2 separate regions of the Homo sapiens genome follow, and region 2 is linked to region 1. Evidence: chromatin loops called from intact Hi-C (ENCODE). Cell type or tissue: mammary epithelial cell. All regions are shown on one strand. Each heading gives the region's core, and the rest is flanking DNA. Links, peaks and the distances in the headings are about the cores only. Region 1 holds the start of LINC01585 (long intergenic non-protein coding RNA 1585). Region 2 overlaps FURIN (furin, paired basic amino acid cleaving enzyme).

Region 1 (2,899 bases), core at 230-2,729:
ATGAAAAGAGAATGCCAGAAAGCCCTGAAGTTTTGGAGCAAAGCCATGAACTCTTTTCACAACTATTTCCTTTTTGAAAAACATCTCTCCACTTGCTGTTGGGTTCTGTTGTTTGTGAGTGCAAGGATGGAAGAAGGCAGATGACGATGTTAAGCAGCCAAAGGGGTGGACTGTTCAGGCCATGGAGTTAGTGTAGCAGGAGATTAACAATAATAACTAAGGCTGGGCGCAGTGGCTCACGCCTGTAATTCCAGCACTTTGGGAGGCTGAGACAGGCAGATCATCTGAGGTCAGGAGTTTGAGACCAGCCTGGCCAACATGGTGAAATCCTGTCTCTACTAAAAATGCAAAAATTAGCCAGGCACAGTGGTGGGTGCCTGTGATCCCAGTACTTGGGAGGCTGAGGCAGAAGAATTGCTTGAACCCAAGAGGCGGAGGTTGCAGTGAGCCAAGATTGCACCACTGCACTCCAGCCTGGGCGACAGAGTGAGACTCCATCTCAAAAATAATAATAATAACTGATAATAATATAGAACAATTCTAACAATATACTGTGATAAAACTGATGTGAATGTGGTTTCTCTCTCTCTCTCTCTCTCTCTGTCTCTCTCAAAATGCCTTATTGTACTGCACTCACCTATTTTTAGATGGTGGTTGACCGCAGGTAACTGAAACCACAGAAAGCAAAACTGCAATGTGGGGGGGCTGCTTGCATGCTCCTTTCAGACCTGTTTGTGAGAGAGTTTTAACTGGAGGGTATCTAAATAATCAGAGAGTGGGAAGAGAAAGGGGTACTCACTTTTTATAGTTTTGTATTGTTTGTGAATGTTTTCTATTTCATATGTTTTGTAATTAAAGCCAAAAAGGGTAATGACAAAAAGGAAAAAAAATGCTATGTGTCTGGCTTTTGGGAAGTTATTAGAGGGAGTGGAAATTCTACCACCTCCTATTGCTAAATCTCATTAAAGTGCCCTTGAAATCAACCCAAACCAACTCTCAGGCACGGCCAGAACAACGGAGGCAGAGCAGAGCTCAGGATCCTGAATCCACACCCCCCGGCCACTCCTGGTGGGAAGAGAAGAAGGGGGCTCGTTTCCTGTGGTTCCCACCCTACCTGGCTGGAGAGGCTGATGTGGGGCGAGGTGTGACCACCAGTGCATGTAGGAGGCGGAGAAGGCAGTTTCTCCCACTGGCCGGTGCCCTGGGCCCAGCCCAGGACGGGGAACTAGGACAAGAGCCCAGCCCTCCAGCATCAGGTCTGGCGTGGCTCTGGGAGGAAGGAGGAAGAAAACTCACCCATGTCACCCCAAGTCATGGGGCATTTCCAGTGAGCACATACAGACTTAGGAACCCGGGAGAAAGCCTGGAGGCTAGAAAAGCTGAGACCACAGTCAGCTGGGCTGCAGATCTTTGCTCCGCCTTCCTCCAGACAGCACAAGTGACTCAGCCCTCCCCAGGGTGCTGCTTCTCGCTCTGACACCACGATTTGGCCTCCTCTCACTCACAACTCTATCTCCTCTCTGTGTCATTCCTCCTACTCAGGGCCGATAGTCAAAATATCAAACCACTAATAAAGCATGGGCACCTGCCAGTCAGACTACACACCAGCTGGGAACAATGGCTAGAGGTAGCAAATTGCCCCAAAACTTAGTGGCATGAAACAACAAACATTTGTTACATAACACACTAATGGGTCAGGAGTTTGGGTGGTTCTGGCTCAGGGCCTCTCATGAAGTTGTCAGCATGTCAGAGTTGGAACCATTTGAAAGCTTGGCTGGGGCTGGAGGATCCTCTTTCAAGGTGTCTCATTCACAAGGCTGTCGGCAGAAAGCCGCAGTGCCTCCCCAGTGTGTGGGCCTCTCCATAGGGCTGCTTGAGTATCTTCACAACATGGTGGCTGGCTTCCCCAGAGGGAGACATTTGAGAGACCAAGGCAGAGTCACAATGTCTTTTATGACCTATCCTTGAAAGTTATATACCGTCACATTGCAGCATCCTATTGGGTCAGCCCTAGTCAATGTGAGAGGGGCTACACAAGAGTGTAAATACAAGGATGCAAGGATCACTGGAGGATGTTTTGGAGGCTGGCTACCCCAGGTACTATATTATGTCCTGTTTAAAACTCTCTAATGGCTTCCCACTAACCTCAGAATAAAATCCAAATGTCTTACCATGATCTGCAAGGCCTGGCATGAACTGACTCCTACCTACTTTCCAATCTCATTATGTTCCTCTTTATTCACCTGCACTAAACTCCAAACACATCAACCCTCCCTACATCCATCAACATCTGAAGCTCATCCTTTACATTTTCTGCTCCCCGTGTCTAGAAGTCTCCTCGCCCAGATCTTTCTATGGCTAGTTCCTTCTCATTGTTTGGGTCTCAGCCTAACGTCACCTCCTCAGAGAGGCTTCACTGACCCCTTATCAAGTGTAGCCCTCACCCCACCTGTCACTCTGTCTTACATCACCTTGTGCTGACCTCCTCCTAGCACTGATCTCTATCTGAAAGTAATTTATTTGATTATTGCTTTTCTCCCTTCGTGTACTGGTAGGAGTCCTTAATTACAAGCAACAGACTGCTCTTTAGCTGCTTTTAAGCTACAGAGGAACCTATTAAAGGATAGGAGGTGCCTCATAAAATCTTAGCGAAATCAGAGAACCAGGCTCAAAGGCCATTTACCTGCACTGGTTCTTTCTGCTGCTGCCTCTGGGATCTGCTGTCATCCTGACAGAAAGGACTCCAGTCATCTGCTTCTCAGTGTCACTTAGCCTCATGCAGGAGCAGCCAACGGGTGGTGTCTTAAGTTGTATGCTGTGCCCAATCTTCAAGAGAGATGGGGAAAGGTTCTGGCTTCCATCATAAGCAGGTGTGAGTTCATAAGGTAGGAAATTCGCA
Region 2 (2,899 bases), core at 260-2,759, 210 kb before region 1:
AGTTTCCTGGGGAACGCTGGGGCCGCCAAGCCCTGCCCTGCCTGGGCCTGGAGGCCCCCAGCTGCCCCCTTGCTTGCTCCACGCCCACCAGCCTTGCGTAATCCGAGCCCAGGCAGCCAGGGCAAACACTGGCTGCTGAGCCAGGAGCGCCAAGGTGAGACTGAATCAATAGTCCGAGTGTTGTTTTTCCTCCTTCAGCAAACAGACGGCGGGACCTCTCTCTGCCCGGGGCCACATAACTGTCCCCACATAGTGCCCCTGACTAGCCAGAAGCCAAGGCCCTGGAGGAAGGGGGGGAAGCTAGGGGAGGTCCCAGCAGTGCTGCTGGGGGTATCCCATATCAGTGCCAAGCTCCCTGAGCAGCAGCAGGGCCCTGGATGCCCTTAGCACTTCCATAGCCAAGGCCACTCTGCCGGATACCAAAAGGAAGGCACCCCAGCTCACGTAGGCCCTGGGGAGCTAGAGAGGCAGGCTCACCACAGAAAACTCCTTGCTTCTCCAGAAGCTGCCCTTAGACACAACCGGCCTCCCTGACTGCTGCAGTCCCACCCTGCAGGCTGGGGGTACTCCACACACAATTCCTGGAGTATTTTCAGTTTGGACCAAAATAACCTGACAGCTGATGGCAGGAGACATCTACAATACAGCTCCTGCACATCCCTGCGGGCAGACTCCACAGGACTTCCAGGGCAGGCCTCGGAACCACAGCCCCATGGTGCTTTGGGTGGTTGGTTCCAGAAAGCTGGCCTGATCAATGGCTGGGCAGCTAGGCGCCCCAGCCCTAGGGGATGGAAGGACCGCCCCCCCCACCCCAAGTCCCTCATTTAACAGAGGATGTGGGACCCTGGGAGCAGAGCCATATAGGAACGGGGCCTCATCTCTCTCCTCTCTCTTGCTGCCACAACAGCTGCCTCTTGGGTCCAGATGTCATGCAACCACCCCCCTGCCCCCACCACCACCAACCACCGTGCTGTGAGTCCTGCTGGAGCCCCCAAATCGAGGCTGGGTTCATCTGGGTCTAGCCCAGATTCCAGCACACTGTAGATGGAGCCGCAGCTGTTTGGCGTTAAAAGTGATTAACCAACTATTTAATTACCTTGCAGCACTCGGAAAGAAAGCAGGCGTCAGGCGCAACTGAACAGTCCCCCCAAAGAAAGAGGGCCAGCCTCCCTCTATCCAACAACCCCAGCCATGGTGAGGGGTGGGGATGGCTTCCAGAAAATGAGACCCCCACAGACGGCTCTGCCACAGCATGTGGGACAAGGGAGGATCCCCGAAAAGAGTAAGAACTGAAAACAATGAATGAATGGGTTTCTCCCCACCCCCATCCCAGACTCTGACTCACCCTCTAGTCCCAGTTTGTCTCAAACCTGGAGGCTTGCTGTATTTCTCATGGTCTTGTTTCACATGGGACTCTGTTCCAGGCTGTGGCCAGAGAGAGCTGTGGGTGCTCTTCCTGGCTGTGTTCTTGGGCAAAGCCCTTTTCTCCAGCACCAGAACCTCCTGACACAGAGAGCCACTCTGGGCCACTCAAATTGCGCCTCACCCCAGGACCGACTGCTGTTTCCCAGACACTGGGGGTCTGGCTCTGACACAGCCACAGAGCAGGCCACGGGAGGGCCACTCGGACACCCAATCAGTCTCTCCCTCTAGCAGAGACACCACGCGGGGTCCTGTTACCAGCCCTGGGAGGCTCCCGTGAATTTATCGCTCCCAGTCCCTGCCCACTATTTGCTGGATGATCTTAACAAGTCACTTCCTCTCCCTGGGCCTCAGTTTCCTTGGTGGTAAAAACTGCTGGACCAGCGGCTTTCAAACTTTTTAAAAAGCCACAGAATCCTTTTTAAAAATCAAATGCTCCGTAGAAGCCCAATATAGGAAATAGTAAAACGAGGGCTGCCCTGCTTGAGAAGAGGTCAGGCTTGGCTAATCTCCTATGCTGTGTCCACACCTGCTCAGCACCCGCCCTCACCAGGCCATATCACCCGGGTTCTCCTCGCACTTCCCAAGTCAGAATAGGAATCCCAACACTCTCCGGTGGATGAGGGTCTGCACCCCAGGGGCCAGGGGGTAGAGGATGATGGGAAAGCGGGTTCTGACCAGACAAGTGACTGCCGTCAGACCTGTCTGGCAAGCAGGCCGCCCCTTGGTCCAGCCACACAGCGGGGGCACAGGGGCCTCGGCCAGGCCGCGGCAGAAGGCAGCCCAGGGACCTACCTGCGCCGGCCGCCGGCGCCCGCGGATCCCGCACCCGAGTCCTGGCCGCACAGGTGTGCGGGCGGGGGCGAGGCCCAAGCGAAGGAGCCCCCGCCTCGCCCCCGGCCGCTCCTCCCCTCCCCGGGCGGAACGCAGGCCCTCCTCGGCCGCGGAGTGGGCGAGCCGGCGGCAGCCCCGGTGGCGGCGGGGAGGCTGGAGCACCCGGCGCCTGCGGAATTTTCTCCCCATCCCGCCCCCAGCAGGGGCCCCGCAGGCGCTTCCTGAGGTCAGAGGGCTCGCCCTGGCCCCACGCGGAAAAGTACCAGCCACGGCCGGGGGGCCGAGACGGGCCCGGCGCGCTCAGGTGGGCTGCGGAGCGCCCTGTCTGCTCCCGGCAGCTCCACCCTCGGGGCCGGCCCCGGGGCCAGTTCCGGAAAGCCGGCGGGCAGCCGGGCCCCGGGGGACCCGGGTCAGGGCTGCACCGGCGCCAGTGCCCCGACCCTCCCCGGCCCGAGCACCCGGGCCGCGGAGCCCGCTCCTGGGGCAGAGCTCCACGGCCCGGCCCGGCCGGCTCCCCTCGGGCCCGGCTCCCAGACGCGCTTGCCTTCCCCGGGCCCCGGGCCCCGCGCCCTCGCTACTTACCCTGGGGAGCCCTGGCGGGGAAACTTTTCCAGGCGACCGCCGCGGCGGCTCGGGCGCCCCT

What was found. Peaks named below come from ENCODE experiments on the same cell type or tissue, not always from the same donor. Only the 100,000 strongest peaks of a DNase experiment are listed, where the experiment ranks them.
Region 2: it touches region 1 in a loop (3-fold over the local background); 17 of 110 quality-filtered maps call a loop at or near these places.

The regions. Positions count from the first base shown.
Region 1 is chr15:90,659,222-90,662,120 of GRCh38, reverse strand. All of the region lies in intron 2 of CRTC3-AS1 (CRTC3 antisense RNA 1), which reads left to right. LINC01585 (long intergenic non-protein coding RNA 1585) reads right to left here and starts at 1,887. Exons shown (of 3, transcript NR_120371.1): 1 at 1,297-1,887; 2 at 638-728. RefSeq lists enhancers at 21-80, 741-790, 931-980, 1,203-1,731. In mammary epithelial cell, for the core only: no CTCF peak of the experiment used is centred there; DNase peaks (open chromatin) are centred at 670 and 1,400; H3K4me3 peaks cover 220 bases; H3K27ac peaks cover 648 bases.
Region 2 is chr15:90,871,545-90,874,443 of GRCh38, reverse strand. The region is part of intron 1 of FURIN (furin, paired basic amino acid cleaving enzyme); the gene reads right to left. Among named protein-coding and RNA genes, the nearest start is that of FURIN, 4.4 kb to the right of the region's middle. RefSeq lists enhancers at 1,625-1,674, 1,935-2,124 and a silencer at 2,225-2,864. In mammary epithelial cell, for the core only: no CTCF peak of the experiment used is centred there; a DNase peak (open chromatin) is centred at 1,383; H3K4me3 peaks cover 1,330 bases; H3K27ac peaks cover 2,160 bases.